Linked DNA regions of Homo sapiens: region 1 is linked to region 2. A link is a loop called in an ENCODE intact Hi-C map of the cell type or tissue named here. Cell type or tissue: PC-3. All regions are shown on one strand. Each heading gives the region's core, and the rest is flanking DNA. Links, peaks and the distances in the headings are about the cores only. Region 1 has its middle 13 kb from the start of TP53INP2. Region 2 overlaps PIGU (phosphatidylinositol glycan anchor biosynthesis class U).

Evidence for each region. Peaks named below come from ENCODE experiments on the same cell type or tissue, not always from the same donor. Only the 100,000 strongest peaks of a DNase experiment are listed, where the experiment ranks them.
Region 1: it touches region 2 in a loop (3-fold over the local background); 10 of 110 quality-filtered maps call a loop at or near these places.

What each region holds. Positions count from the first base shown.
Region 1 is chr20:34,683,254-34,699,705 of GRCh38, reverse strand. No RefSeq gene overlaps it. Among named protein-coding and RNA genes, the nearest start is that of TP53INP2, 13 kb to the left of the region's middle. In PC-3, for the core only: no CTCF peak of the experiment used is centred there; a DNase peak (open chromatin) is centred at 10,065.
Region 2 is chr20:34,620,377-34,636,828 of GRCh38, reverse strand. PIGU (phosphatidylinositol glycan anchor biosynthesis class U) reads left to right here. Exons shown (of 12, transcript NM_080476.5): 6 at 2,114-2,214. Among named protein-coding and RNA genes, the nearest start is that of PIGU, 48 kb to the left of the region's middle. In PC-3, for the core only: no CTCF peak of the experiment used is centred there; a DNase peak (open chromatin) is centred at 8,648; H3K4me3 peaks cover 1,191 bases; H3K27ac peaks cover 1,176 bases.

The sequences.
Region 1 (16,452 bases), core at 5,184-13,183, 63 kb before region 2:
TCCCACTGCCTGCCCCCCTCCGTGCCCCCTTAAAGTGATGTGTCAGCCTGGGTGTGTCGCTCAAGGGACCTTGTGTGTACTTGCAGGTATGGGCCAGTCTGTGTGCTTAGCTGGAGGACTGGCCCACCACTCCTTTCCTTCCCCACCCTCCCCTGCCCCCCGACCTGAGATAGAGAGTGAGGCTGAGAGGAATCCCTCTGACATAGATAATAAATTCTTCCTATCTTACCGGTGAAAAAACTGAGACAGAGAGGGGAAAACATTTAATTGGTAAAGCCAGCTAGAGCAGGCATAATCCCCAAATTCCCCCAACAGATGGGCCTACACATTAACAAGAGGCCATATTCCAAGAACTTCTATTCAAAAAGCTTTGTTGTGGCCCAGGTGTGGTGGCTTACACCTGTAATGCCAGCACTTTGGGAGGCTAAGGCCGGCACACAACTTGAGCTCAGGAGTTCAAGACCAGCTTGGCCAACATGGTGAAACTAAAAATACAAAAATTAGCCAGGAGTGATGGCAGGTGCTTTTAATCCCAGCTACTCGGGAGGCTGAGGCAGGCGAATCACTTGAACCCAAGAGGTGGAGGTTGCAGTAAGCTGAGATCGCACCACTGCACTCCAGCCTGGGCAACAGAGCAAGACTCTGGCAAAAAAAAAAAAAAAAAAAAAAAAAAAAAGCTTTGTTGTTCAACCCACGATGTCTGAATTTGAGCGTAACTCAAATTGTGGGGTGTGTGTGTGTGTGTGTGTGTGTGTGTGTGTGTATAAACCCTGGGCTGATTGTCAGATTTCAGTCTTGGTCTGTCCTGGGCTCACTGCCTGAGCCTGGGCAAGTCACTTCCTTTTTCTTTGCCTCAGTTTCCCCATCTGCAGAATGGCTGGCTCCATGCTCCCTTAACATACCTCCCAGTCTCAACCTCAAGGCATCGTGGTTTGTTTGTGTGAACTGCGCTTAATGGCCCTGTCAGCAAGGAGGTGATGATCAGGACAGGATTCACTTCAGAGAGAAGAGGCAAGTGGCAGAAAGCCAAAAGCCTGGCTTAGTTTGAGTCCATCTGCCCATGGTGTGAGGGTGGGACAGTGACTTTGGGGTCCCAGGGCTATATTTGTGAGTGTGGACAAGTACCCAAGTGAGCTGCTGTAGTTGAGTGCCCAGCATGATTTCCCACATTTAGAACTTTATTTTTCTAATTTTTTTTTTAGAGACAGGGGTCTTCCTATGTTGCCCAGGCTGGTCTCCAACTCCTGGGCTCAAGCAATCCTCCTACCTCGGCCTCCTGAAGTGCTGGGATTAGAGGCCACCGTGCCCAGCCCTATGTGTAACATTTAAAAGAGAAATTGCTGTATCCCTCCTTGACCATTGTGGTGAGAAGGGATAGCTTTGGGGCCATTCAGGAGCAGAAAGAAAGGAACTGGCATCTGGAGTCGCACCCTGTCTGTCTTGTCCAGACAGGGCCAGATTCTGCAACTCCCTCCTGGGTCTCTGCTTGGGAACTGGGTCCTTAGCAGGCTTTGAGGCTAGGGAGGAGAGGGTGCAGAAGAGAAGGGGGTTCTCTCCTGCTGAGTCAACCACTCTACTAGGAGCAGATAAATTTCCCGAAGCTTAGACCACTTCCCTCTCCAACTCAGAGCTCTTCCTTGGCTCCCTCCCACTTCCAGGCTGAATTCACACTGCTGGCCGGGCACCCTTTCATGGTACTGGGTACACAGTAAGCATCCAGTAAATTCTGACTGGAGGGATAAGCAAAACTGTGTTCACCTACTCTTTCAGCGTTCTCTGTACACACGCACACACACACCCTTCACAAATAAACCACCAGCTTTCCTGCTTCCAAGATTTGGCTCTTGCAGTTTTCTCCATGTAGGGAACCCTGTCCCTCACTCATCTAATCTCACTGTGTCTAGACCCTGTCTATTCGTTAGAACTAATGTAGGCTTGGTGTGGTGGCTCAAACCTGGAATCCCAGCACTTTGGGAGGCAGTGGATGCCCTGGGGTCAGGAGTTCGAGACTAGCCTGGCCAACATGGTGAAAACCCGTCTCTACTAAAAACACAAAAATTAGCTGGGCGTGGTGGTGTGCACCTGTAATCCCAGCTACTTGGGAGGCTGAGGCAGGACAATCACTTGAACCTGGGAGGCAGAGGTTGTAGTGAGCCGAGATCACGCCACTGCACTCCAGCCTGGATGACAGAGCAAGACTCTGTCTCAAAATAAATAAATAAATAAAATTTAAAAATTTTTAAAAAAAGAACAAATGTAAACAGCAGCTTATATTTATTGATTGTTTTTCTATGTGCCTGTAACCCTCCAAGATGGGCATCGTTGTTTTCCCAGCTTTACAAATAAGGAAATTGAGGCTCAGGCTGCTTGAAGAAATTGCCCACAATCACAGAGCTAAATAATTGGTGCATGTTTCAAAAATGTATAGTATTTTTACCTAACAGAATCATTTTTTCCAGCAGCTGGTGCTCCCATGAAGGACCAAATGCTATGTGTGGAGAGGGCCACAAGAGGAGGACCCAAGAGGGACCTCTACAAGCTGAGAGTTGAGAGTGGTCCCCTGCCAACAGAAAGTGAGAAAACAGGGCCTTGCTAATATGGTCACAAGAAAATGAATTCTTCCAACATCCAGAGGGAGCTTGGAAGTTGATCTTTCTCTAGTCAAGCCTCCATATGAGGACACACCTGGCCAACACCTTGATTTCAGACTTGTGGGATCCCAAGCAGAGAACCCAGATGTGCCTAGACTTCTGACTTAGAGAATTGTGAGCTAATAAACAGGTGCTGTCATGAGCCCCTAGGTCTGTGGAGGTTTTGTTTGTTACACAGCAATAGAAAATCGATACACGCAGGCTTCACGCCTGTAATCCCAGAACTTTGGGAAGTCAAGGTAGGAGGATTGTTTGAGGCCAGGAATTCAAGACCAGCCTGGACAACATAGTGGGACCCCTTCTATACAAATAGTTTTTAAAAAATTATCCAAGCCTGTGCCACCATGCCTGGCTAATTTATTTTTCTTTCTCTCTCTCTCTCTCTCCCCCTCCCTCCCTTCCTTTCTCTCTCTCTCTCTCTCTCTCTCTCTCTCTCTCTCTCTCTCTCTCTCTTTGTTGCTCAGGCTGGTCTTGAATTCCTGGGCTCAAGCAGTCCTCCCACTTTGGCCTCCTGAAGTGCTGGGATTACGGGTGTGAGCCACTGCACCTGGCCTTCACTTTTTTTATTTTTTAGAGATGGGGTCTCTGACACCCAGGCTAGAGTGCAGTGGTGTAATCGTGGCTCACTGCAGCCTCGAACTCCTGGGCTCAAGCAATCTTCCTGCCTCAGCCTCCTGAGTAGCTGGGACTACAGCACACACCTCCATGCCCAGCTAATTTTTAAAATTTTGTGTACAGACCGCGTCTCACTATGTTGCCCAATTCCTGGTCTCAAGTGATCTTCCTGCCTTGATCTCCCAAAGTGCTAGGATTATAGGCGTAAGCCACCACAGCTGGCCTGCCCATCACTTTTTAAGGAGAGCTCTGTCTTGTCTGCCTTTCTAGGCTTTTGAGATATGGAACTGAGATAACAGGGTAACAGGGACAGGATGGAGAGGTGAGAGGAAAAAAAGAAAAAAAGCGAGGCCTGAGGGAAAGGGCCTAGGGGTACAGTTTTTGATGAAGAGTAACAGGTTTGGTGAGTGAAGGCCACTGAAAGGCAGTGGTGGGATATGAGAGATTGGTGAGAACCAAAGGGATCTTAAGGAGTGGTTGGCATAGATCGGAGGCCCTTTGATTTTTTTTTTTTTTTTTTTTGAGACGGAGTCTCGCTCTGTCGCCCAGGCTGGAGTGCAGTGGCGCGATCTCGGCTCACTGCAAGCTCCGCCTCTCGGGTTCACGCCATTCTGCCTCAGCCTCCGGAGTAGCTGGGACTGCAGGCGCCGGCCGCCACCACGACCTGCTAATTTTTTTTGGCATTTTTAGTAGAAACGGGGTTTCACCATGTTAGCCAGGATGGTCTCAATCTCCTGACCTCGTGATCCGCCTGCCTCGGCCTCCCAAAGTGCTGGGATTACAGGTGTGAGCCACCGCGCCCGGCCGATTTTTTTTTTTTTTTTTTTTTTTTTTTTTGAGAAAGAGTCTTGCTGTGTTACCCAAGTGCAATCTCGGCTCACTGCAACCTCTGCCTCCTGGGCCCGAGCAATTCTTTGTTCCTCAGCCTGCTGAGTATATGGGACTATGGGCATAAGCCACCATGCCCGGCTAATTTTTGTATTTTTAGTAGAGATGGGGTTTCACCATGTTGCCCAGGCTGGTCTCAAACTCCCAGGCTCCAGAGATCCAATTGTCTCAGACTCCCAAAGTGATGGGGATTACAGAGAGATTAAATCTCTTTTTTTTTCTTTAATTAGAGATGAGGGTCTCACTATGTTGCCCAGGCTGGACTTGAACTCCTGGGCTCAAGTGGTACTCCAGCCTCAGCCTCTTGAGTAGCTGGGACTACAGGCTTTTCATGTAATATCTCATTACAGCCTCACAACAGTCCTATAAAGGAGCTACTCTTATCTCCATCTTGCAGATTTGGAAACTGAGGCACAGACAGGTTATTTGTCAAAGGTTCAACAGCTGCTAAGTGACAGATACGAATCTGTCAGCCTGCAGCCTGGCTCCAGTGCCCACATTCTTTTTTTTTTTTTTTTTTTTGAGACGGAGTCCTGCTCTGTCACCCAGGCTGGAGTGCAGTGGTGCGGTCTTGGCCCTGGGTTCATGCCATTCTCCTGTCTCAGCCTCTGCAGCAGCTGGGACTACAGGTGCACGCCGCCACACCCAGCTAATTTTTTTGTATTTTTAGTAGAGACGGGGTTTCACCATGTTAGCCAGGATGGTCTCAATCTCCTGACCTTGTGATCTGCCCACATTGGCCTCCCAAAGTGCTGGGATTACAGGCGTGAGCCACTGGGCCTGGCCTTTTTTTTTTTTTTTTAAGATGAGGTCTCACTCTGTTGCCCAGGCTGGAGTGCGGTGGTGCAATCACAGCTCACTGAAGCCTCAACCTCCTGGGCTCAAGCAATCCTTCCACCTCTGCCTCCCCATTAGCTGGGACTACATGCATGCACCACCATGCCTGTCTAATTTTTGTTGCTGTTGTTGTGTATAGAGACGGGGTCTCCCTATATTGCCTATGTTGGTCTTGAGCTCCTGGGCTCAAGCAATCCTCCTGCCTGGGCCTCCCAAAGTGTTAGGATTACAGGCATGAGCCACAGTGCCCAGCCTCAGTGCCACGTTCTTAAGCCCTTTGTAGCATTGCCTATCAACATGACTGAAGAGTGATAGCAAGGCCTTTCTGCCTCAGGATCTCTTCTCCACCGGTGCTAGGAATTCCATCATTATTGTGTGTTTCCTCATAGTTAAGCATCGTCCTTTTTAGATGCCTCCTAAAATACAATTAATGTAGGAACATTAAATCCCTGCACATCTAGTTGATGGGTTTTTCAGATGCCTCCTCTCCACTGAATGAGATGAGACAGAAATATAAATTGGGGTATGAGGAAAAAGGTAGTGGAGTATCAAAGGGAAAGAATATTCCAAGTAACTGCCAAAATCTATAAAAAAAAAAAAAAAGGGCAAGCCGGGCACGGTGGCTCACACCTGTAATCCCAGCACTTTGGGAGGCTGAGGCGGGTGGATCACGAGGTCAGGAGATCGAGACCAGCCTGGCTAACACAGTGAAACCCCATCTCTACTAAAAATACAAAAAATTAGCTGGGCATGGTGGCGGGCGCCTGTAGTCCCAGCTACTCGGGAGGCTGAAGCAGGAGAATGGGGTGAACCTGGGAGGCGGAGCTTGCAGTGAGCTGAGACCGCGCCACTGCACTCCAGCCTGGGTGACAGAGCAGACTCCGTCTCAAAAAAAGAAAAAAAAGCCGGGCTTCGTAGGAGAACAAAGAGGTGAGAGGCCAGAGGCAGATGTTCCATGTTTCCTGGGCTGGCTCTGCCCAACCTGACATCGATGGGGCTTCTGGAGATACAACCCAATAGTTAATCTGTGCTGCTTCTCAGCCCAGCCCAGAACACTGGTGACAGGGAGCCAAGTGGGTAAGAGGTGACAAGAGAGGCTCTCTGGAATGATGCCAGGAGTAGCCCCGGTGCCTCCACTGAGCCAGGCTGTCCTTGGGGAAGGCAGTGGGACAAAGAGCACAACATGAATACTTCCCTCAGAAGGAGGAGAGTCAGCCTCATTCCTTTGCCAGGCTGTGGTTGTGTTCCATCCACCTGAAGCCTACTTTTAAAGATTAAAATGGATTTTAAATGATGTAACAGGCTGGGCACTGTGGCTCACGCCTGTAATCCCAGCAGTTTGGGAGGCCGAGGTGGGCAAATCACTTGAGGTCAGGAGTTTGAAACCAGCCAGCTGCCTGGCCAACATGGCAAAACCCCATCTCTACTAAAAATACAAATATTAGCTGGGTGTAGTGGCAGGTGCCTGTGATCTCAGCTACTCGGGAGGCTGAGGCAGGAGAATCACTTGAACCCAGGAGGCAGAGGTTGCAACGAGCCGAGATCGTGCCACTGCACTCCAGCCTGGGCAACAGAGCTAGACGCCATCTCAAAAAAAAAAAGTAACAATTAACAGAAAGATTATATAAAAATCTAAGCAAGGCTAGGCATGGTGGTTCATACCTGTGATCCCAGCTCTATGGGAGGCTGAGGCAGGAAGACTGCTTGAGCCCAGGAATTCAAGACCAGCCTGAGCAACATGATGAGACCCCTGTCTCTACAAAAAATAAAAATAAAAATAAAAGCGACATGTGATGACATGCATTTGTAGTCCCAGCTATTCCAGAGGCTGAGGTAGGAGGATTGCTGGAGCCTGGAAGGTTCAGGCTGCAGTGAGCCATGATTGCACCACTGTACTGCAGCCTGGATGACATCTCAAAACAAATAAACAAAAAACTCCAAAACAAACAAACACAAAACCCCAAAGCAAACAAACAAAAAAAGCAAAGCAAGACCCTGTATGTTAAAAAACAACAACAACAACAACAACAACAACAGGCCGGGCGCGGTGGCTCACGCCTGTAATCCCAGCACTTTGGGAGGCTGAGGCGGGTGGATCAGGAGGTCAGGAGATCAAGACCATCCTGGCCAACATGGTGAAACTCTATCTCTACTAAAATGAAAAAATTTAGCCGGGCTTAGTGGCACACGCCTGTAGTCCCAGCTACTTGGGAGGCTGAGGTAGGGGAATCGCTTGAACCTGGGAAGCGGAGGTTGCAGTGAGCCGAGATTCTGCCACTGCACTCCAGCCTGGAGACAGAGCAAGACCCCGTCTCAAAACGGACAAACAAACAAAAAACCCCAACAACAACAAAAAGATAAAGTCAAGGTCACCCTTGACCACCCTTTGTTATCCAGTCCCAGAAAACTTCTGCCACTGCCACCAGTCTGAAGTGTATCCTTCTTTTCTTTTTCTACACAACATGTGTATGTACATATAGAAAGTGTTTTGTACAGCTTGTTTTGCTTCCAGTTTTACAATTATGGTTTAACATTTTTTACTTCCTTACTTAATTGTAAGGAAATAGTTCAAAATTACAAAGCTTCAATAGGGAGTACAGCGTTTGCAGGTGTCCTTCCCTTCCCAGTTCCCAATTATTGGTCTCCTTCCTGGAGGTAACCAATTCCAGTTCCCTGTGATTCCTTCCAGAGGAATTCTATGCATTTCAAATCCAATGCAGAGTGAGCATGTTGGCTCATGCCTGTAATCCTAGCACTTTGGGAGGCTGAAGCGAGAGCATCACTTGAGCCCAGGAGTTCAAGACCAGCCTGGGCAACATGGTGAAACCCTGTTGTTACAAAACATACAAAAATTAGCTGGGCGTGGTGGTGTAGCCCTGTGGTCCCAGCTACTCAGGAGGCTCAGGTGGGAGGATTGCTTGAGCCCAGGAGGTTGAGGCTGCAGTGAGCCATGATTGCACCACTGCACTCCAGCCTGGGTGACAGAGTGAGATGTGAGATGCTGTCTCAAAAAATTAATAATAAAATAATAAAATCCAACATATAATACATGTATTTTTCATAAACATAGAGACACTATTCTGCACCTTGTTTTTTCATCACTTCATACTCTATCTTGCAGACCTTTCCATATCGATATGGAGAGCAGCCTCATTCTATTTCAAACCTGCATAGTATCCCATCAAATAGATGCACTCTATATATCCAGTCTCATAAGGAGAAAAAGTTTGTTTCCAATATTTTGTTATTACAATGTGGCAATTAATATTTTTACCCATTATTTTGCATATTTATTTGTAATATAAATATCTATTAGTGGGGATTAGTCAGTTGAGGTTATTTTAAAAGTTTAAATAGCATTTTAAAAGTTGACTTAGGCTGGGCACGGTGACTCACACCTATAATCCCAGCACTTTGGGAGGCCAAGGCAGATGGATCACCTGAGGTCAGGAGTTCATGACCAGCCTGGCCAACATGGCGAAACCCCTTCTCTATTAAAAATACAAAAATTAGCTGGCCGTGGTGGCACACACCTATATTCCCAGCTACTCGGGAGGCTGAGGCAGGAGAATTGCTTGAACCCGGGAGTGGAGGTTAAAGTGAGCCAAGATCACGCCACTGCACTCCAGCCTGGGTGACAGAGCAAGACTCCATCTCAAAAAAAAAAAAAAAAAAGGTGACTGATATTACCAAATAGCCTCCATGATGTACCAATTTACACTGCTTATAGGTTTGTCTGTTTTCTTGATATTATACACTCTGTCTTACAGACTCACAGCAACATGTCTTGGAATTCCACTTATGTCAATATACATAGATCTACCTTATTAAAAAAAAAAAACATGCCGGGCATAGTGGCTCACACCTGTAATCCCAGCACTTTGGGAGGCTGAGGCAGCTGGATCACCTGAAGTCAGGAGTTTGAGACAAGACTGGCCAACATAGCGAAACCCCATCTCTACTAAAAGTAAAAAAATTAGCTGGGCGTGGTGGCAGGCGCCTGCAATCCCAGCTACTCAGGAGGCTGAGGCAGGAGAATCACTTGAACCCGGGAGGCAGAGATTGCAATGAGCCGGAATCGCGCCACAGCACTCCAGCCTGGGTGACAAGAGCGAGACTCCATCTCAAAAAAAAAAACCAAAAAAAAACATAGGCCAGGTGTGGTGGCTCACGCATGTAATCCCAACACTTTGGGAGGCCTAGGTTGGAGGATCTCTTGAGCCCAGGAGTTTGAGACCAGCCTGGGCAATATAGTGAGACCTCATCTCTACAAAAATAAAAAGTAATTAGCCAAGTGTGGTAGTGTGCACCTGTAGTCCCAGCTACTTGGGAGGCTAAGGTGGGAAGATCCTTTGAGCCCAGAAGGTTGAAGCTGCAGTAAGCCGTGATGGCGCCACTGCAGTCTAGTCTGGGCAACAGAGTGAGACCCTGTCTCAAAAAAACAAAAATAAAAGGCTCACAGTTTTCCACTGTATGACTTGACTTTAGAGAATTTATTTAGTTATTCTTATTGACAGACATTTGGGTGGTTTTCAATTGTTTGCTGCCACAAATAATGCTACAGTGACTATCCTTGGATATACAGAATAGTTTCAGAGAAGTGAACTGCAAGATTGATAGGTATGTACATTTCAAATTTAACAGATGCTGTCAAATTACTCTCCCAAAATGCTGTACCACTTTAGACTTCCACCCTAAGATGAGCCTTAGGGTGTCATCTGGAACTGGCCCGTGTGCTTCCCTCTGAGTCAAAGCTCAAAGTCTCAGTTATTACTGGGATGTCTAGGCCTTGAGCCCCCTTCTGCAGAATCTGGATGGACAAGCTAAGTATTGGGAAGGTTGTACATAAATGAGGGGCAGGCTGTCCCCCATTAGCCCGGTGGTCACTCAGGTCACACACCCTCTCTAAAGGAAAGAGGCCACCTTGGGAGAAAGTGAGCTCCCCATCATTAGAAGTGACCAAGTGGAGGTTCAGTATCAACAAACGCACTGAGCATTTACTTTGTGCCAGATCTTGGGCCTGGTGTTTTGTCCCAGAGATGAGTCAGCCTTAGTTCCTGACCTCCCAGAGCTTGACACTCATGGAGAAAATAGACAAGTAAACAGACAGTTGTACTAAATACTGAGTTGGACTTCCTTTTCTGACAATATCAGGAACTTCCTGCTACACAACCCAAGGAGATGCTGGAAATAAAAACAACAAACATCCTTTAAAAGGCACAACTGAATCTGCAATAGCTTGTGTTTTTAAAGAAACATTTGGGGAGTTGAAGCTTTGGGCTTATATGAAATTAGAGGTTGCAACTGAGACCCTTGATAAATCTAGGACCCTTGAAGGGCTACACCCACAGTGAAAGAACAAACTAGGGGAAAAACCAACACCTACTAGCGAAGGGAGACAAAAAGGATGTGTCCATCTTGACCTGGTCTTTGGGTAAGAGGGAAAATAATCTCCTGAGAATTTGAAACCACATGCCTACCCTCCATGAGTCTGGCGTTCACATTTGCATCACCTGCATGGCTGGGAATCTCGAAGCTGAGAAATTAATATAAAAAGCGACCCACTCTGAAATGATCTCTCAGATGCCTGGAAGAAATAAATGTAAATCCTCTCTGGAGTGGCTGCTTCTGCCTTGCTCCCCACAACCCCACTGCAGGCTACACAAGATTCCTATATATAAACTAATTGATTGGAAGTCAACTGTACTGTTTAATACTAAAAGAACATGATCTTCTTCAATAGGCAGAAACGTACCGGCATAGCCATACTACATCTACAAAATGTCAGTATCAAGCAGCAGCTTCAAATCCAAAACGGTGAATAAAGTGAAATGGTAGTTGGCGTAGAAGGCAGCAGGAAAGTTGAGCCAATGATGATGTGAAGTCTATAAAACCCTGTGGCTATAAAGAATGTTGAGCTGTACACTCCGTCGGAGATAGTAAAGATTGTTGCAAAGTATTCTGAGGCCCGTAGGAGTGTGAAGTAAATGACTAAGGCAACTGTAATAGATAATGCTTGGAGTATATGCTTTCTTTTTGTTTCTTTTGAGACAGAGTCTCGCTCTGTCACCCAGGCTGGAGTACAGTGGCACGATCTCAGCTCACTGCAACCTGTGCCTCCTGGGTTCAAGTGATTCTCATGCCTCAGCCTCCCGAGTAGCTAGGATTGCAAGCATGCCACCAGGCCCAGCTAATTTTTGTATTTTCAGTAGAGACAGGGCTTCACCATGTTAGCTGCCACAATGAATGCTACAGTGACTATCCTTGGATATACAGAATAGTTTTCAGAGAAGTCAACTGCAAGATTGATAGGTATGTACATTTCAAATTTAACAGATGCTGTCAAGTTACTCTCCCAAAGTGCTGTACCACTTTAGACTTCCACCCTAAGATGAGCCTTAGGGTGTCATCTGGAACTCGCCCTTGTGCTTCCCTCTGAGTCAAAGCTCAAAGTCTCAGTTATCATTGGGATGTCTAAGCCCTGAGCCTGATCTTGAACTCCTGACCTCAAGCGATCCACCCGCCTCAGCCTCCCAAAGTGCTGGGATTACAGGCGTGAGCCACCGTGCCCGGCCTCAGAATTATGGTTCTTAAATTAAGTGCAATGGAAAGCCAATGAAGAGTTTTAAGAAAGGAATTAGAGATATTCATTCATTCATTCATTTGCACATTCATTCATTCATTCAGCAAATCTTTGAGTTCCCCTTTTTTTTTTTGTTTGAGGCGGAGTCTCGCTCTGTCGCCAGGCTGGAGTGCAGTGGCACAATCTCGGCCCACTGCAACCTCCACCTCCCGGATTCAAGAAATTTTCCTGCCTCAGCCTCCCGAGTAGCTGGGACTACAGGCGCATGCCACCACGCCCAGCTAATTTTTGTATTTTTAGTAGAGACAGGGTTTCACCATGTTGGCAGGATGGTCTCCATCTCTTGACCTCATGATCCGCCCACCTCGGCCTCCCAAAGTGCTGGGATTACAGGCATGAGCCACTGTGCCCAGCCATCTTTGAGTTTCTAATGGATGTCAGGGAAAGGGGGAATGGATACCAGGAAGCAACAAGCAAACCTATCTCCTTTCTCAGAGCAGAGAAATGTGTGTATATTTGGGGGATGGGGATGAGAGGCCTGGATGCACAGTTGTAGGGAGTGTGGCTCCTGGGGAGTGAGAGGGATTCAGAGAAAGAAAGTTGGAGGTGCAAGAGCCTATCTACAGCTTTCCAGTTTTAGGCCAAGTTTACATTTTGGTCTTGTTGCTACAGGATAGCTTTTACAATAGTGGGTATTTGTGAGTAGGGGACAGGAAGGAAGGGTTTCAGAAATCTGTCCTCAGGGCGTTATGTAAATCCAAATCCTTCTTTTGGGCCCTTACAATACTTGGGTCTCAGATTGAGGAGGGAGCTGGTATATGGGTCTCCCAGTGGGCCTCACGGGAGACTCCAGCCCAGGACCAGGAGGCCGTTAGTATAAAAGGCCGATAGTGAGAACCCTGGTTTCTGGGCCAAGTGCCACTATTGACTTGCTGTGTGATCCTGGGCCTGGCACTGCTCCTCTGGGCTTTATTTTTCCCAATCTGTACAATGAACTGGATCAGGCCCTTTTTACTTTTGCGACCTCAAAGAAGCCTTTAATGACCTTTTCGTACATGCTACTGACTTCCACACCCACCCACGTGGTTGTTACTGTTTGTTTTTAAATTTTTATGTAGTTTATTGTCTTCTGGTAAAAAATCCGCAGTCACACAGATCAGGCCTTTGCTGTGTCTTTTTAAAAATTTTTTTTGAGACAGGGTCTCACTCTGTCGCCCAGGCTGGAGTACAGTGTGGCACGATCATGGCTCACTGCAGCCTCGACCCTCCAGGCTCAAGTGATCCTCCCACTTAAGCCTCCCAAGTAGCTGGGACCACAGGTGTGCACCACCACACCTGGCTAGTTTTTTTTTTTTGTTTTGTTTTTTTTTTTTTGGTAGAGATGTGGTTTTGAAATGTTGGCCAGGCTGGTCTCAAACTCCTGGGCTGAAGCAATCCTCCTGCCTCAGCCTCCCAAAGTGCTGTGACTACAGGCATGAATCACCATGCCCAGCCTTAGAGGCATATTTTCTTTTCTTTTCTTTTCTTTTTTTTTTTTTTTTTGAGACAGAGTTTCACACTGTTTACCCAGGCTAGAGTGCAGTGGCGTGATTTTGGCTCACTGCAACCTCCACCTTCCAGTTTCAAGCGATTCTCCTGCCTCAGCCTCCCAAGTAGCTGGGATTGCAGGCGCCTGCCACCATGCCCGGCTAATTTTTGTATTTTTAGTAGAGATGGTGTTTCACCATGTTGGCCAGGCTGGTCTTGAACTCCTGACCTCGTGATCTACCCACCTGGGCCTCCCAAAGTGCTGGGATTACAGGCGTGAGCCACCGTGCCTGGCCAGAGGCATATTTTTAAACTTTAAATGATGATTATGTTCCAACTCAACTTGAAACCCTTCCGTGCACTTCCCATTTCTCTTAGAATAAAAATCCAACTTAGCACCATAGTCCACCAAGGCCATCTGGCCCTTGCCTGCTTCTCCAGTCTCACATCTTGCTCGTATCACTCCGACTACATTGGCCTCCCTCATTACAAGCTGTTTGTAACCTCCATCCCCTCCTTCCAATACATACCACTGCCAACTCTTTACATCAATGGCTCCTTCCCATCCTTTGGGTGTCAGCTGAAATATCACCTCTTCAGAAAGGCTTTTCTTGACCATCCAATATACAGTAGGTCCTCCATTATTCATTATCATTCTTCCTGGTCTTTTGCCCTCACAATCCCTACTTATTTTGGTGTGGTCACAGTCCCTAATTATTTTGTTTGCTTACTTCTATTTTGTATGACTCCCTGCTAGACTATAAACCACAGTACAGGGAGGCCTGGGTCTGTCTTTGTCATCACTATTATTATTAGCAGGTTCACAAACCTAGATGGTAAAGCCTACTACGCACCTAAGCTATATGGTATAGCCTATTGCTTGCAGGCCACAAACCTGTACAGCATGTTACTATACTGGATACTACAGGCAATTGTAACACAGTGGTAAGTATTTGTGTATCTAAACATATGGAAACATAGAAAAGATAACAAATTAAGCCACGATGTTATGATGGCTACAACATCAGTAGGCAAGAGGAATTTTTCAGCTCCACTATAATCGTAGGGGACCACTGTGGTATATGCAGTCCAACGTTGACCAAAATGTCTTTATGCAGCACAGGACTGTACCCTTTCGCCTTCCTCGAACTGACTTCATCCAATTGCCTTTAGGGTGTGCTGTCCTCAGGCGAATATGGTAAATTCATCATCTGACTTCTCACAGATACACTTTTCTGGCTGATTAAGATTGGGCACAAGACCTAATCTTAATCAATCTTGCGCTTTTTCCAAGAATGCTGATTCTTGAATGGAAAGATGCAAGGTCATTAAAAACTGATTGCAATTCACTCATTCCAGTGGTTACTTAGTATCTTAGCACCTCAATTTCTTCCTCTCTAGGTAACCCACATATCACAGGAATCTCTGGTGTCACAGGAAAAAAACAAAACAAAACACCATGATTGCTCCTTTATTATCTCCTTCCTTTCTATTCCCTACCCTTCCTTCTCAGCTACAACAAGAAAGCACCCCAATCCAACCCAACACAACCCAACCCAACCCAACGCAACCCAACCCAACACAACCCAATCCAACACAACCCAAATTCTTCTCATTTTCTCAGGCAGAGCAGCTTGACCACAGTATCTAGAGCTAACAGACAGATCCTGGTTCTGCCACTTACTAGCCATGTGACCTTAGGCAAGTTACTAAACCTCTTTGTGCCTCTGTTTCCTCATTGGTGATGGAGAAATAATAGATAGCACTTGTAACGGTACATGTACTAAATGAGATAATATGTGTAAAGCACTTAAAACAGTACTTAGCACCTAGTAAGCACTCAATATTTGCTAGTTATCATTACTATATTCATCTTTTTTTGTGTAAGCTACTGGACACCTACGCCTTCAGGGTTATTTTTTTGTTTCCCAAGGTATGGCTTCTGAATCACAAACATTAGAATTACCTGGAGAGATTAAGAATGTAGATTCCTGGGCTCCACACCAGGCCTAGTCTCTAGGTCAGAACTAGAAAATTTACACTTCAAAAATCTAGGCTGGTCATGCCAGTAATCCCAGCACTTTGGGAGACTGAGGCAGGAGGATCGCTTGAGCCCAGGCGTTCAAGACCAGCCTGGGCAACATAGCAAGATCCCATCTCTATTTATGAAAAATAAAAATAAATAAAATAAAAAATACATCTCCCCCGTGATTCTGATGCTTACTAATTTTTTTTTTTAAGATGAGGTTTCACTCTTGTTGTCCAGGCTGCAGTACAAATGGCGTGATCTCAGCTCACCGCAACTTCTGCCTCCCGGGTTGAAGCAATTCTCCTGCCTCAGCTTCCCAAGTAGCTGGGATTACAGGCATGCGCCACCACACCCAGATAATTTTGTATTTTTAGTAGAGATAGCGTTTCTCCATGTTGGTCAGGCTGGTCTTGAACTCCTGACCTCAGGTGATCCACCCCCGCCCTCAGCCTCCCAAAGTGCTGGGATTACAGGCATGAGCCACCGCACCCAGCTGAAACTCCGTACCTATTGGCAGTCATTTCCCATTCCCTACTCCCCCAGTCACCACCCCCAGCCCTAGGCAAGCACTAATCTACTTTCTGCCTCTATAAATTTGACTCTTCTGGACATTTCTCTCTTTTTTAATATTTTTTGAGGAAGAGTCTCACTGTCACCCAGGCTAGAGGGCAGTGGCCACAAACACGGCTCACTGCAGCCTCTACCTCCTAGGCTCAAGTGATCCTCCTGTCTCAGCCTCCTGAGTAGCTAGGACCACAGGTGCCTGCCACCATTCCTGGCTAATGTTTTACTTTTTTTTTTTTTTTTTTTTTTTTGAGGTGGATTCTTGCTCTGTTGCCCAGGCTGGAGTGCAGTGGCGTAGTCTCGCTCACTGCAACCTCTGTCTCCTGGGTTCAAAGTGATTCTCCCGCCTCAGTCTCCTGAGTAGCTGGGATTACAGGCACATGCCACCACACCCGGCTAATTTTTGTATTTTTAGTAGAGATGAGGCTTTGCCATGTTGGTCAGGCTGGTCTCGAACTCCTGACCTCAGGTGACGCACCCACCTTGGCCTCCCAAAGTGCTGGGATTATAGGGGTGAGCCACCGCACCTGGCCATGTTTTACTTTTTTATAGAGACGGAGTCTCCCCTATATTGCTCAGGCTGGTATCAAACTTTGGGGCTCAAGCAATCCTCCCGCCTCAGTTTCTCAAAGTGCTGGGATTACAGGCATGCGCCACCACGCCCACCCATGGACATTTAATATAAATGGAATTACATAGCATGTGGTCTTTTGTGACTGGCTTATTTCATTTAGCATAATGTCTTCAAGGTTCATCTA
Region 2 (16,452 bases), core at 5,018-13,017:
GTAGAACTGCTAATCTCACAGTCGTGGGAGGTATTGGATTTAAGGTCTTTATTTGTGAATAGTAATCATCATCTCTTCCTGAGACACTGGCATGTTTCTTCCTATCTGATAACCAGAATTATGTAACTAGTCTACCTTTTCACTTTCTCTGCCAGGAAACTCAGAGCCGAATTTGTAGCTGATTACTATAGTGCTGTAGAATATCCATTTGGTGGTCCTTCCATTGCCTTTACTGTCTCCTTTTATTTATGTTTTCCTTGCTCTTGATTATTTATTTATTTATTTGAGACGGAGTCTTGCTCTGTTGCCCAGGCTGGAGTGCAGTGGTGCAATCTCGGCTCACTGCAACCTCTACCTCCTGGGTTCAAGCAATTCTCCTGCCTCAGCCTCCCGAGTAGCTGGGACTACAGGTACCCGCCACCACGCCTGGATATTTTTTTGTACTTTTAGCAGAGACGGGGTTTCACCATGTTGGCCAGGCTGGTCTTGAACTCCTGACCTCAAATGATCCACCCACCTCGGCCTCCCAAAGTGCTGGGATTACAGGCATGAGTTATTGCTCCTGGCCGATTCTTTATTTCTATTTGTACTTTGCTATTATTTTTTATTATCTGTTCTTTGTTTTTTTGAGATGGAGTCTCACTCTGTCACCCAGGCTGGAGTACAGTGGTACAGTCACGGCTCACTGTAGCCTCTACCTCCTGGACTGAAGTGATTCTCCCACCTCAGCCTCCCAAGTATCTGGGACTACAGGTGTGTACTACCATGCCTGGCTAAGGGTTTTTTTATGTTTTTTTTTTAGTAGAGACAGAGTCTCGCCATGTTGGCTAGGCTGGTCTCGAACTCGAGCTCAAGTGATCCACCCACCTTGGCCTCCCAAAGTGCTGGGATTACAGGTGTGAGTGAGCCACCATGCCCAGCCTATTTTTTATTATCTGTTCTTTTTTTTTTTTGAGACTGAGCTTCACTCTTGTTGCCCAGGCTGGAGTGCAATGGCGTCATCTCGGTTCACTGCAACCTCAGCCTCCCGGGTTCAAGCCATTCTCCTGCCTCAGGCTCCCGAGTAGCTGGGATTACAGGCATGTGCCACCACGCCTGGCCAATTTTGTATTTTTAGTAGAGGCAGGGTTTCTCCATGTTGGTCAGGCTGGTCTCAAACTCCCAACCTCAGGTGATCTGCCTGTGTCGGCCTCCCAAAGTGCTGGGATTACAGGCATGAGCCACTGCTCCCGGCTTGTTCTCATTTTAGCTGCCTCAAATCCTTTGTGGAAGCAGGATAGAAATAAATACAAACAATTTGTTATGACTATCTAAGATTTCCCTACTCACAAACATTTTGAATTCATTTTCTCAGTTCATTCCTTCCCATCTCAGGAAAACACTAGGTGTTTCAGCTTATTAACTCCTTCCTAGTGAGGGTCCAGATGTCCTTTGAAGTTCTGTAACACTTGACTTGTTGAGCTCAGTAGATACTTATTCTGTCCTTGGGGTCTGGCTCAGTGGATTCTGTTTAACTGCCAAGAAGGCTACATCTAAGCTGCTTTAACTCTTGGATTGGCATGACCTGTGTCAGGGCTTAGGAGCCTGACTGAGGAAAATGTACTTTCCTGGTTCTCAGAGGTAAATGTAGCTATTCTTGAGATATGTGGCTCTGTGGGAATTGGTAGAATTTTATCATTTTTTGAAATCTGAAATAGTAAAATGAACATTTATAGAGCTAGAAAGACCTGATTTTGGATGTATTTATTAGTTTGTGAGATTTTGGGCAAGTCGCTTTACCATTGAGACTCAGCTGCTTCTTGAATGTCACCTGCAAATGTTTCCTCATCTGCAAAACTGGAATGATGTTATTGTGAGTTACAGGATCTCTGTGATGATTAAATACAACAGTTTTCCATATACTCCATAGAACAGAATAGGCAGTCCATGTTCAGTACCTTTTACTTATCAGCCTCAACCCCCACTCTATTCTCTTTTATTTGGGGGAACTCATTTCTGAGAAGCTGCCTTCCTTTGCGTAAGCTTTTAATAAATCTCTTGGAACTTCCTTGCTGTAATGGCGAGGGCTCCTTGGTCAGGATTACTAATGCCAAATATGTTTGTTCTTCCCCAGCTATCTCTTAAATCCTTACACGATTTTGTCTTGTGTTGCCAAGTCTACCTGTGCCATCAACAACACCCTCATTGCTTTCTTCATTTTGACTACGATAAAAGGTAAGGCCCTGAAAGGAGAGTACAAAGGTCAGTCCCTGATTTATGCAAGATTTTGCAACACTTGTGCTGTGGTTTTGTTTTGTTTTTTTTTTAATGCAACACTTAAAAACATTTTTAAAAATTACACAAGTAATACAAGATTATTTAGAAAATGTAGTCATGGCAAGAGAAAAAAATTAAAACATCTTGAAAACTTAACTTCTCAGACAGTGACTGTTAACATAGCTTTACAAAAAAGTTCTAGGCCAGGTGTGGTGGCTCATACCTGTAATCTCAGCACTTTGGGAAGCTGAGGCAGGAAGATCACTTGAGCCCAGAAGATTAAGACCAGCCTGGGGAACATAGCAAGAGCTTGTCTCTGCAAAACATAAAAAAATTAGCCTGGCACAGTGGCATGTACCTGTAGTCCCAACTACTTGGGAGGCTGAGGCAGGAGGATTGCTTGAGCTTGCAAGTTTGAGGCTGCAGTGAGCTGTGATCATGCCACTGCACTCCAGCCTGGGTGACAGAGTAAGACCTTATCTCTTAAAAAAAATTAAAAAAGGTTCTAAAAGGCTTATGATTAGAATAGCAGCCTTCCTCTTTCTTCCCACCCCTAGTTCAACTTCTTTGAAGCAACTACTTTCTGGCTTTTGCTAGTATTCCATATTTCTAAATAAGACCTTATATTATATTTCCTGAATTATAAATTTTAGACATTATTTGTTGCACTCCCATCATGGACAGTGATAAAGATTTAGCTCTTTGGGGCCAGGTGCAGTGGCTCACTCCTATAATCCCAGCACTTGGAGGCCAAGGCGGTTGGATTGCCTGAGATCAGGAGTTTGACCAGTCTTGCCAACATGGTGAAACCCCATCGCTACTAAAAATAGGAAAAAAATTAGCCGGGTGTGGTGGTGTGCACCTGTAATCCCAGCTACTCAGGAGGCTGAGGCAGGGGAATGGTTTGAGCCAGGTAGGTGGAGGTTGCAGTGAGCCGAGATCTCGCCACTGCATTCCAGCCTGGGTGACAGAGCAAGACTCCATCTCAAAAAAAAAAAAAAATTTAGCTCTTTGGTACCAATATCCCCTTTTCCCCTTTGCCTGATTTTCCTGTAGTAGTTACACCATGGTTTCTTGTTTATTTGTTTTGTTTTTTCTTGTTTTGTTTTTGAGACGGGGTCTCACTCTGTCACTCAGGGCTAGAGTGCAGTGGCAGTCATGGCTCACGGAAGCCTTGACCTCCCCAGCTCAGGTGATCCTCCCACTTCAGCCTCCTAAGTAGCTAGGACTACAAGCACCCTCCATCATGCCTGGCTAATTTTTGTATTTTTTATAGAGACAGGGTTTTGCCATGTTGCCCAGGCTGCTGTCGAATTCCTGGACTTAAGCGATCCACCCTCCTTGGCCTCCCAAAGTGCCAGGACTATAAGCATGAACCACCACACCTGGTCAACATCATAGTTTTTATTGAATCAGTATCAGCACCTATATTTTACAACACTGTGTGTGTTATTCCACTGCTGGGCAAAGTAGTAACTATGACTACTTTTTTCTTCCATGTACTACCTTTTATTTTTCCTGGGGTTAATAATTGTCTTTTATTGCTTGTTTGGTTTTTTGCTTAGTTTGTGGGTGCCAATCACTGTTTTATTCCCTGGTTGCTCCACTAGATCTGTCAAGTACCTAACAATGTTCTTTTTTTTTTTTTCTTTTAACAACACTTAAACACATCAAATAGTTTATAGGTTTTATTGTTTTTCTGGAGATTTTTCTCACACATCTTTTATCCTACCCCAGTCTGTCCTGGTTGTTCTCTGGGCCTGGTATAAAGCTGTCATACTGGAACTTAACTTCATAAATCTCCTGTTCTGTATCCCTCCTCTCCTGGAGTTCCTTCTCTTTTTTATTGATTTTTTTCTGTTTTTCTGAAGTACTTTCTCAGTAGTTGTCTAAGAAAGGGTGTATGAAGGCTGGGCGCAGTGGCTTACACCTGTAATCCCAGCACTTTGGGAGGCCAAGGCAGGTAGATCACGAGGTCAGGAGTTCAAGACCAGCCTGGTCAAGATGGTGAAACCCCATCTCTACTAAAAACAAAAAATTAGCTGGGCGTGGTGGTGGGCACCTGTAATCCCAGCTACTTGGGAGGCTGAGGCAGAGAATTGCTTGAACCTGGGAGGCAGAGGTTGCAGTGAGCCAAGATTGTGCCACTGCACTCCAGCATGGGCGACAGAGTGAGACTCCGTCTCAAAAAAAAAAAAAAGGGTATATGAGATATATATTTTGAGTTATTCCATGTCTAAAAAATATCTTTGTTCTGGTTTAGCACCAAATTAATAGTTGGGTAGGATTAAGAATTTTAGACTCGAATAACTTTTCCTTTAGAATTTTGAAGGCATTGCTTCATTGTCTTCTAGTATCTTGGTAGCTATTGAGCAGTTTTATGGTCATGGATATAACCCAGTTTTTTTTTCCTGAAATATTTAATATCTTCTGGCCAGGCACAGTGGCTCAAGCCTGTAATCCTAGCACTTTGGGAGGCTGAAGCAGGAGGATCTCTTGAGCCTAGGAATTTGAGACCAGCCTGGGCAACGTAGTGAGACCTCATCTTTACAAAAAATAAGCAAAATTAGCCAGGTGTGGTGGCACGTGCCTATAGTCCTAGCTACTTGGGTGGCTGAGGCAGGAGGGTCACTTGAGCCCAGGAGGTTAAGGCTACATTGAGCCAAGATAGTGACACTGCACTGTAGCCTGGGCAACAGAGCAAGACCCTGCCTCAAGAAAAGGAGAAGAAAACACGGTGAAACCCCGTCTCTACTAAAAAAAAAAAAAAAAAAAAAAAAAAAAAAATATATATATATATATATATATATATATATATATATATATATATATATATATATATATATATATGGTTAGCCGGACATGGTGGCTGGCACCTGTAGTCCCAGCTACTCAGAAGGCTGAGGCAGGAGAATGGCATGAACCCAGGAGGCGGAGCTTGCAGTGAGTCGAGATCGCGCCACTGCACTCCAACCTGGGCAACAGAGCAAGACTCTGTCTCAAAAAAAAAAAAAGGAGAAGAAAAATTAAGTGTCTTCTTTTTATCCTGAGCGTTTTGAAATTTTATGATGCTATGTCTGGACATGCGTCTTTTTAAATTCATTATGCTGAGCACTTGGTAGGCCCTTTCAATATGGAAACTAGTGTCTTTAGTTCTAGAGGGTGTTCCTGAACAACTTTTCCAAATTCTACCTCTGTTTTCTCTGTCCTCTTGTTTTGGATGTTTATTGGATGTTGGATTTTCTTGATTGATTAAGTTATGCATATTTTATTTTCTATTGTTTTTCCCATCATTTTTACTTACTTTCTCTTACTTTTTCTGGGACATTTCCTTGTTTTTATCTTCCAGCTCCTCTATTGAGTTTTAACTTTTATTTATTACATTTTTATACATTTTTATCTGGTCTCTGGTTGTTTCTTTGAGGCATCCTATTTTTATTTTATCACCACAGTATCCTTTATTACATCTCTGATTATACATATATATTTTCAGTTTCTATTTGTTCCAAGCATAGTCTCTTTGTCTTCCTGGTATTTTTTTTTAATTGTTTGTTTTGGGAGGATTTCTTCCATATGATTTTCTTATATGTATGGTAATCCTTGCTGTTTCTATTTAAGAGTGAGACATGGCCTGGCACAATGACTCACACCCATAATCCCAGCATTTTGGGAGGCTGAGGTGGGAGGATTGCTTGAGGCCAGGAGTTCAAGACCAGCCTGGACAACATAGTGAGACCTCGTCTCTACAAAAAAAGGAATTTAGCCCGGTGTGATGGTACTTGCCTATAGTCCCAGCTACTCAGGAGGCTGAGGCAGAAGGATTGCTTGAGTCTAGGAGTTTGAGGCTGCAGTGAGCTATGATTGTGCCACTGTACTCCAGCTTGGGTGACAGCCATCTGTAAAAAAAATAATAATAATAAAAAAAAATTTTAAATGAAGCACTAACATATTGACTGGAGACTCCGTGCATGGGCAGGGCTTGTTGGTGGATCATTTTCACTGTACAGGGAATCAGGCAGTGGGCTGGCCTCTTTCTTTGGGTCGGGGGCATTTACAAATGTCATCATCTGCAGGTTTTATTTTCCTTTGCAACTATTCAGTTTTCCCAAAGAGGAATCCTCTGAAGTCCTGTCTGGGGTAGCAGAGTTAGGGTTTTTTTGTGGGGTGGAGGGTGCATAAGACTAGCTGCTGGAGTTGTGAGAGCAGGAACAGGGAAGGTGGCTGGTTTCAGTCTGGAGACTTTATTTAATCTCATTGCTTTTCAGCCCACACCTCTCCTCAGCCCACTACTGTGCAAAGTAGTTCCTAGACTTGTGCCCTTAGTTAGCTTTCTCCAGAACTGAGGTCTTCTGCAGGTAGAGTAGAAAGTTAGAGGGATGGGTTATGCGGGAATGGTCATTTGGCTGCACATAGTTGGGGTAACACCTGTTGTTCTCAGTGGTCTGTATATAAACTTTCAACTTGATTTTTTTCTCTATGCCATACCCCCACCTCCCATAGCACCTGATGCACTCTAGTGCTGAATTTCTCAGAAGTTCTGTGGGGTGAGTTGGCTGATTTTTATTAGTAATCCTCTTTGTAGGCCACTGAGCTGTAATTTCTTCCACATCACCAAGTGATTTATTCTTCTCTCACCTGCTTTGTATTTTTTCACTATTGTGTTAAAGTTGGTTTTGCTATAATCTCCCCTTATTTTCTTTGTGATTTAATATGGTTTTAATCTCTTGTTTTCATTTTAATGAGATTTTTGGAGGGAGAGTTGATAAACACATGTGATCAATCTATTATTTTTAACTAAAAGTTCCTCTGTAAGCATTTGGGTTATATATTTCCAGATTTTTCCAACATTTTTCCCTCCAGACTTTTAAATCTTGTATCAATTAGCTAGTACCACAAAAATGTTAATAAACCATTCCAGAATTCAGTAGCTTAAAACAACAACAAGTGTTTACTTAGATCATACATCTGTAAGTCAGCAAGGAGTCAGCTGATCTAGGTTGGACATGGCTTGTCAGTTGGCTGGTTACATGGGCTTCATTTTCACGTCAGTGGCTGGCTGGAGTTGGCTAATCTAGGTTGGGCTCTGCTCCACATGGTTGTCATCCTCTTGGGCCAGGGGACAGACTTAGGTATTTTCTTTTCATAGCAATGGCAGAAGCACAATAGTGAGCAAGCCTAGTCAGGCATGCACTTTTTAAGTTCCTGGTTGCATCACATGTGCTAATATCCCATTGATCAAAATGTAACATATGGCCCGGCATGGTGGCTCACGCCTGTAATCCCAGCACTTTGGGAGGCTTAGGTGGGTGGATCATGAGGTCATGAGGTCAGAAGTTCAAGACTAGCCTAGCCAAGATGGTGAAACCTCATTTCTACTAAAAATACAAAAATTAGCTGGGCGTGGTGACAGGCACCCGTAATCCTAGCTACTTGGGAGGCTGAGGCAGAGAATTGCTTGAACCTGGGAGGCAGAGGTTTCAGTGAGCTGAGACTGTGCCACTGCAATCCAGCCTGGGCGACAGAGCGAGAGTCCATCTCAAAAAAAAAAAAAAAAGTTACACATGGCTGAGCCCAGGGGTGGAGATTTCCATCCTGTTCACAACAGGAAGGCACGGCAAAGTTATACAGCAAAGGGCCTGGACATGGTGGGGGGAAATTGGGGCCAATAATACAACCTACTACATATAACATATATCAATAAATGTCTGATCTATCTTGTTTTTTGAGACAGTCTCGCTCTGTCGCCCAGGTTGGAGTGCAGTGACATGATCTCAGTTCATTGCAACCTCTGCCTCCTGGGTTCAAGTGATTCTTGTGCCTCAACTTCTCAAGTAGCTGGGACTACAGGCACGCACCACCATGCCCGGCTAATTTTTGCATTTTTAGCAGAGACAAGATTTCACCATGTTGGTCAGGCTGGTCTTGAACTCCTGACCTCAAGTGATCTGCCTGCCTTGGCCTCCCAAAGTGCTGGGGTTACAGGTGTGAGCCACTGCGCCCAGTTCTAGTCTATCATTTTTAATGGCTGCATATTCATTTTATGAATATAGAAATTCTTTAACCAATGTATGTATCATTAAATATTTAGGTGATTTTCCAGTTTTTAGCTGTTTAAATATTACAATTAACTTTCTAATGTACAGCAATTTTTGCACTCATATTTAGTTATTTTCTTATAATGTCCTAGAAATAGAAATATTTGCCACTTTTTAACAATTTCTGGAATTAATTTATTGATTTTTTTTCCTTTTTGTGGATAATGGGGTCTCACTGTGTTGCCCAGGCTGGTCTTGAACTCCTGGGCTCAAGCTGTCCTCCCACCTCTACCTCCTTGAGTGCTGATATTACAGGCATGAACCACCACACCCAGTCAGATTTCTGGAATGTATTGCCACATTTATACTCCCATAAGAAGCGTGTAAGAGTCCTTATATTTGTACACTATTGTTAAATAGTTTGTGTACTCAGGAAGTAAAGAGTAAAAAGTTGTACATAGAACCTTTTACTTACAGTTTGCCTACCTTTTCTGGGGTGGCACCCGAGGATGCCTTAGGTCTTTATAAGAGATTGTTTCTCTTGGAATGCTTATGAGTGGTCTTTCTGTAGGCCTATTAGTTTAATTTATTATTGGATTACTTAAAATGGCTAGATATTGCATAGCCTGAATTGTCTTGTTCTGAAGATCGTGGTGGTCATTTTGTCAGAAATAACTCTTAACAGTAAATACTCTGCTGTCTGTGAACTCTCCCTGCCTTAATCCCTGTTTCCAGAGTGTCAGGTTCAGATAGGTTGTCATTTATCAAGGTGTCTGGTGTCCATTAAAATAAACAATATACGCAGCAGCCTGGCAGAAGGGACCAAGTACTGGCCTTTGGAAATGTCATCTTTAAAATAGCCGAGTGCAAAGATAGAGAAACTGAAGACATGCCCTCAGAAGGTGCATGTTTATTTGTTTTCCTAGGAGTCGCTCGTAAAAATGTAAAAGTATGCCATTAAAAAAAAATATTTTATGACCTGTAAGTCAACGAAAAGGTTTTTGTTTGGGGAAGAAAAACATGTAAGTAAGTTATATGTATCTCTTTCACAGCCATGGTTTTTTTTTTGTTCCACAGAGCAAAAAAAATTTTATATCACTCCAGACTTTTGTTTAATGAATTCATAGACATTTTCGTAATGTTATATACATAATTTTGTTTTACTTTTATCACTTATTTCATATGAATCATGTCTGACATTGGTCACATATTTGTCATTTCCTTTAAATTTAAATTTAATTTTGCAAGTAGTTTAAGCATTTGGTAAGAATAAAAGAAATTCAAACCTATAAATTGGAAAGGAAGTCTTTCATCACTCTGCTGCATGTCCACTTCAGTTCCTCTTGCGTATTTGTTATGAGATCCCAGCGCTTCTCTTTTGTTGGACATTTGTTTTCCATTATTTGCTACTATAAATAGAGACCCTCACAAACAACATTTCTAATCTGTTAAAATATTTGAAGAGTTCTATTTTAGCTAGGTCTCTGAACCACTCCAGCTCTTTGAGTATTTTAGTAATCTCTGCTAACAGTATATATAATATAGTTAGTTCAGTTATAACTTCTGCAAGTTATATTTCTACAGTTCACATTTTACCACATAATATTAATAAAATTATTTAATAAAATTAAGGAATAATTTACTTTTTATCCTAAAAAAGAAAATATTTGAGAAAATTCACAAGAAAAGGAATATAAATCACTGAAAATTATGGAAAAATATTCAACTCATGGATAATTAATAAAGAAAAGGCAAATTGAAATTTAAAAACTTTTGAAAGCTTTTTTTGTTTTTTGCCTCTGAAATTGGTAAAGATTTTAGAAGCTAATTCTCAGTTCTGGCAAATGTTCTATCAAATAGATATTCTCCCACATGGAAGTTGGCTGATAAATTTGTACAACCATGGGCAGTCTTAAAATGTTTGGAGTTTTTTTGGCCAGGCGCGGTGGCTCACGCCTGTAATTCCCAGCACTTTGGGATGCCGAGGCAGGTGGATCACCCGAGGTCAGGAGTTCATGACTAGCCTGGCCAACATGGTGAGACCCTGTCTCTACTAAAAATACAAAAATTAGCAGGGCGTGGTGGTGGGCACCTGTAATCCCAACTACTCGGGAGGCTGAGGCAGGAGAATCGCTTGAACCCGGGAGGTGGAGGTTGCAGTGAGCCGAGATCACGCCATTGCACTCCAGCCTGGGCAACAAAAGCGGAGCTCCGTCTCAAAAAAAAAAAAAAAAGTTTGGAGTTTTAAAAAATTTTATTCATTTATTTTTCTAACACTATCCACCTGGGGATAAAATGTTTGTAGTTTTGATTTTTATTCTACTTTTGAGAACCTATCCTAAAGTAATGCAGAAATAAAGACAGAAAGCTTTATGGTACAAAGTTATTAATCGCAGAATTATTTATAATCACTGGAAAAATTAGAAAATACTTTAGAGAGGAGTGGTTAAGTAAAATATGGTTTACCCATGTAGTAGAATATTATGCACATGATATTTAAATATAATTTTAAACTACATGAAAATAAATGTTTTTTTAAACAATGTAAAATTGTGTATGTGTGTATATATATATATATATTATATATATGTATTTTTTTTAATCTAATTTTGTTTTTTGGAGACAGGGTCTTACTCTGTCACCCAGGCCACTCAGGCTGAAGTGCAGTGGCACAGTCATAGCTCACTGTAACTTCACACTCCTAGGCTCAAGTGATCCTCCCACCCCATCCTCCCATGTAGCTGAGACGACAGGCATGCACCACCATGCCTAGTTGGGTTTTTTTCTTTCTTTTTTTCCTTCTTTCTTTCTTTTTTTTTTTTTTTGAGACAGAGTCTTGTTCTGTTGTCCAGGCTGGAGTGCAGTGGTGCAATCTCGGAATTTTAAAGGTTTTTTGTAAAGACCATATCTTGCTCTGTTGTCCAGGCTAGTCTTGAACTCTAAGCCTCAAGCAATCCACCTGCCTCAGCCTTCCAAAGTGCTGGGCTTACAGGTGTGAGCCACTGTGCCCAGCATTTTAATGAATCTCAACTATGTTAAAGCAACAAAAATAGTTAGAAAATAGATCCCAAAAGGATAATACTTGTTCCTGTAGATTAAGTTCATGGGTGAGTTTTATTTCCTTTTCGTATAGATATGTAGTTTTTTTTTTTTTGTTTTTTTTTTTTTTGAGATGGAGTTTTGCTCTTGTTCCCCAGGCTGGAGTGCAATGGCACAATCTCGGCTCACCACAACCTCTGCCTCCCGGGTTCAGGTGATTCTCCTGCCTCAGTTTCCCGAATAGCTGGGATTACAGGCATGCGCCACCACATCCGAATTTTGCATTTTTAGTAGAGACGGGGTTTCTCCATGTTGGTCAGGCTGGTCTTGTACTCCTGACCTCAGGTGATCCACCCGCCTTGGCCTCCCAAAGTGCTGGGATTACATGCGTGAGCCACCACGCCCGGCCTCATATGTTTTTTTTCCAAAGTTTCTTCAGTGAGTACATAATTAAAAACGAAATTAAATTAACTTGATTGATAAGACGATAGGGGCAGTGGAAGTAAACTTAGCAATGCTCCCCAGACTTCCATGGAGCAGATACACCACAGAAGGGAGTGACCTTGTTTGCTTTGTCCCCTTGACTCTTGCTGCTTGCTTTCCCCTGGCTTCCTTTGTGGCAGCCCAGGGTTGCCTGGGACACTCTGAGAGATGCAGGCCAGGACAAGCCTCGGGCCATTGTATTGTGATGTCCTTATTGTAGTGTTGGCTGGGGAACACAGGTCTTTGGGCAGGTTGATATTAGTTTAGTGGAGCAGCTTAAGTTTCGCTTTGAAGGCTGTTGCTTGGGCAAAGTGTACTCTGCCTTTCAGTGAGCTAATTAAAAACTCCTTCCTTGGGAAGTAGTCTTCATTAGGCTTTAAAAAGGAAAACAGACAAACAGATGCTAATAGATGGTCCTGCTTTTTCACCATTGGTGTTTGTCAACAGCGAGATATTCTTGAAGTTTGCCACCTAAGGGTTCTTCCAGCTTTCCTTATGCCACCAAAAAAGGCCATGTGACAGGACTTGCTTGCCAAGGAGAAAGAAGGATCAGTGCTATCAGAAGGTATTCAAGCATGATTAAGAGCCCAGGCTGCTCTCATGTTAGACAGATCTGGTGGCTAATCCCAGCTCCACTGTCTCCTGGCTCTATCACCTTGGGCAAGTCACTTAACAATTCTAAGCCTCAGTTTCCTTATCTGCAGCATGGGGATGAAAGAGTGTCTGCCTTATAGAGTGAATATAAAGAATGAATGGTATGGAGGCGTGTAATAACTGCTCAGATGGTATTGGTTGCTATTTTTAATAGTATCCTCCCTTTTAAAAGATCCCTCAGATCACTCGAGCCCAGGAGTTTGAGTGTAGTGAACTATGACCGCGTCACTGAGCTCCAATCTAGGCAACAGAGTGAGACCATGTAAAAAAAATTAAAAAATAAAAGAGACCTCATGATTGTTAGCATCCTTATAGGCCTTATAGGGAGACCTGGGAGGTTTCAATGAGGTTCTCTTCCTGGAGCCTAGCCTTAGAGGAACAATGGAAGAGTGATGATCCTGAGGCCTGGTGATCCCATCACTTCGAGTTGAGGTTCCTGTAGGCCAAAGCCCTGCCAATGGAAGGAGTCATAGAGGACTCAAGGACTCAGTTTTTGTCAGGTCAACCCAACTTCAAAGCCTGCTTATTCTAATTACCAGCTCTGTAGCCTTGAGCAAATCATGCAGCCTCAAGAGCCTCAGTTTGATCCCAGAATATCTACCTCCTAGAGATAGTGGAGGAATAAATAAGAAATATAAAATGCTTAGCGTGCTTCCTTAGCAGAATCCACTCAATAACTAGTTGCTCTGCCTATTGTTATTTTTATGGTGCTTGATTGAGATCAAGAGGGTGGCCCAGTGATGCAGTCAGAACATGGGGTCTGAAGTAAAACCATTTGGTTTAAATCCTATTGCTCTCATTCACTAGTTTCGTGACCCCAGACAAATAACTTCTCTGTCTTTCAGTTTCATTATCTGTAAAATGGGGACAGTAATTGTACCCACTTCATGGAATTATTGAGAAGACTAAATGGCTTAAGGCAAGTAAAGTGCTTACAGTCATGGCTGGAACAGAGTAAGTGCTCAATAAATTATCATCGTTATCACTGATATGTACGGATTGCTCTGAGAGAGGCTGCCCCGTTAAAAGAACACACTTGGCAAGGAATGTAATACATTGGCCCTGCCCCCAGGATCTCCTCCTCCTCCTGGGCAGTCTCACTTGTTGCCCCACACCCTGGTGCAACTTCCTTTTCTGATAGTCCTGTGGGACCTGAGCCCTTTTGACTACATTCCAGTGCGTTTCTGCCTGTCTTGGTATAGATCATCACCTGTGACCCAATCTCTTTATTCTCTGATTACTCCACTTGAAGTCCCTGTCCTGAACCAGTCCCCATGGCCCCACCTCATTACATTCCTGCTCACTCCTGTAGCTGTGCCACCCACCCAGGCCCAGATCGCTGTGAGGTGCAGTCCCTGGAGGCAAAGTATTACCCCCGGTCTTGCTGAGGCTTTTGGCCCCCACCCTGACACAAATAGAGAGTTAGAAAACATAACATATTCAAAGCTAGATTGAGTAGATAATGAAATTTCCTGATACTACAGCCAATGTACATACACATTTGACTGATTTACTCTAATATCCCTAGGATAAGGCTAAATATCAAGGCTTATATAGAAAGCCTAGTGCCTGTGCATCTGGGCTGCCCTAGCAAATGGTAGGTTATATCATTTTGGGGTAAAACTCTTAGTCCTCTTGGCACAGTTCCTTCTGGTTAGGCCAGCGTGATGCCCTAGCTCTTGCCCACATGAGGCTGCCATTTCAGACATGATTTCAGGTATCCTGTCTGGGCCTGTAGGTAGATGTTTTTGGATGACTGTGCAAGCTTAGCCCTCCGTGATCTGACTCCTACCTGCTTGCTGAGACTTTTTGGATTGTAACTTTTTTTTTGTTTTTGTTTTTTTTGAGACGGACTCTTGCTGTGTCTCCCAGGCTGGAGTGCAGTGGCGTGATCTCGGCTCACTGCAACCTCCACCTCTCAGGTTCAAGAGATTCTCCTGCCTCAGCCTCCCGAATAGCTGGGACTACATGCGCCCGCCACCACATCCGGCTAATTTTTGTATTTTTAGTAGAGATGGGGCTTCACCATATTGGCCAGGCTGGTCTCGAACTCCTGACCTTGTGATCCACCCTCCTCGGCCTCCCAAAGTGCTGAGATTACAGGGGTGAGCCACCACGCCCAGCCGGATTGTAACTTTTTATTGAAGTATGACATATATACGGAAAAATGTATAACTCATTAGTGTACAGATACGTGAATTTTCACGAAACGTTGAGTAACCAGCACCCAGATTAAGGAAGAGTGGTACCAGCATCCACGGGAGCCCCTTTTGTGTTCTCTTTCCTGTCACTCCTCCCAGCTCTTGCCCTGTTTTGGCTATATTGAGCTAATTACAGTACACACAGCCCCACCCCAGCACACCATTCTCTCTTGCCCTCCAACCTGTGCACAGCCTTGGACTGCCCAGCCTCACCTACTCATTGTTCAAAACTCAGGTGTCAGCTTCCCCTGATGGGCTAGGTCTGCTTCCTTTGTACTTTCCTCCTGTATTTTGTAATTGTTTACTGGGAGCTCCCTGAGGACAGAGACTATCTGAGTCACCAGGTTTCCTGGCACCCATCACACTCTTCGTATAGAGCAAACTCCAGAAATGTTTGCTTATTGCACAGTTTGTTTAAAATATTTGAAGTCACTTCTCACTTTCCTTGATCTTCTCTGACTCTGCCCCAAGCACATATCATTCCTCCTCTGCCTTCCTAACTCCTTTTTACCCCTTCAAGCTTTTTTCAAAACACATAGCCCTTTCTGAGTCTCCTGCCTGCCTCCATACTCACCCTCACTTTTGCTCCGGCTGTGCGTCCGCCCTGTCCACACCTGTCCCAGCATCCCACACTCAGACTTCCCACACACCAACCTACTGACTGTTGCAGCACTGTGTTTCTGCCCCCAGACTGCAGGCCTCAGCCATGCAATAGTTTACTCCACAGAGAGCATTCTCTGTGCCAGCCCTCTGCCACAACAAACCCTCAACCACTATTCTTCAGGCTCTGCTTTATTTGAGTTAGATTTATTTTGTGCTTTGCCTGTGTTCATGACTCTGTGTATTACACTTCATAAGTTTTTCTTCCTCAAGAACATTGGTTTCCTTTAATATTCTCATATTTTTAAAAAGGATTTCATATGTATTGCTGAATGATATTCATTCATTCATTTCTTCATTTGTTCATTTATCACATGTGCCAGGAACTGTACTAGGTGCTGGAGAGCCAAAGTTAAGATAAATGTGTTGCCCTTGAGAAACTCACAGAGAAATGGGGAGAGAGAGAAACATATGCAGATTATTATAAGATAGCATCAGTATTAGGCTTATTAACACAGGGATTAAGAGTGGGTACCGGAGTCAGCTATGTGGTTTTGGTCACATTACTGAAGCTTTCTGTTTCTGTCTTGATTTCTTGACCTGTAAAATGGGTAGAATGTGTGGTTTTTATCTCAGTAAAGCTGTTCTAAGAAGCAGAAATAGAGCTTTCACAGGGCTGTTGTGATGTTTCCTGAGGACCTTTTTGAGTCAGGAACTGTTTTTTTTGTTTTTTTTTTTTTGTTTTTTTTTTGTTTTTTTTTAGGTGGAGTCTTGCTGTGTCGCGTGCAGTGGCGCGATCTCGGCTCACTGCAAGCTCTGCCTCCCGGGTTCACGCCATTCTCCTGCCTCAGCCTCCCGAGTAGCTGGGACTATAGGCTCCCACCACCATGCCCGGCTAATTTTTTGTATTTTTAGTAGAAACAGGGTTTCACCGTGTTAGTCAGGATGGTCTCGATCTCCCGACCTCGTGATCCGCCCGCCTCAGCCTCCCAAAGTGCTGGGATTACAGGCATGAGCCACCGCGCCTGTCCAAGTCAGGAACTGTTCTTGATGCAGAGGATACAGTACAGTGCCTGGCACCTAGCAAGTGATCCATAAATGTCAACTATAATCAACGGTTGTTACCACCTTTGCTTGGGCTCATAGACAAAGTGACCTTTCACCTGGCTATCAAACGAATGCTT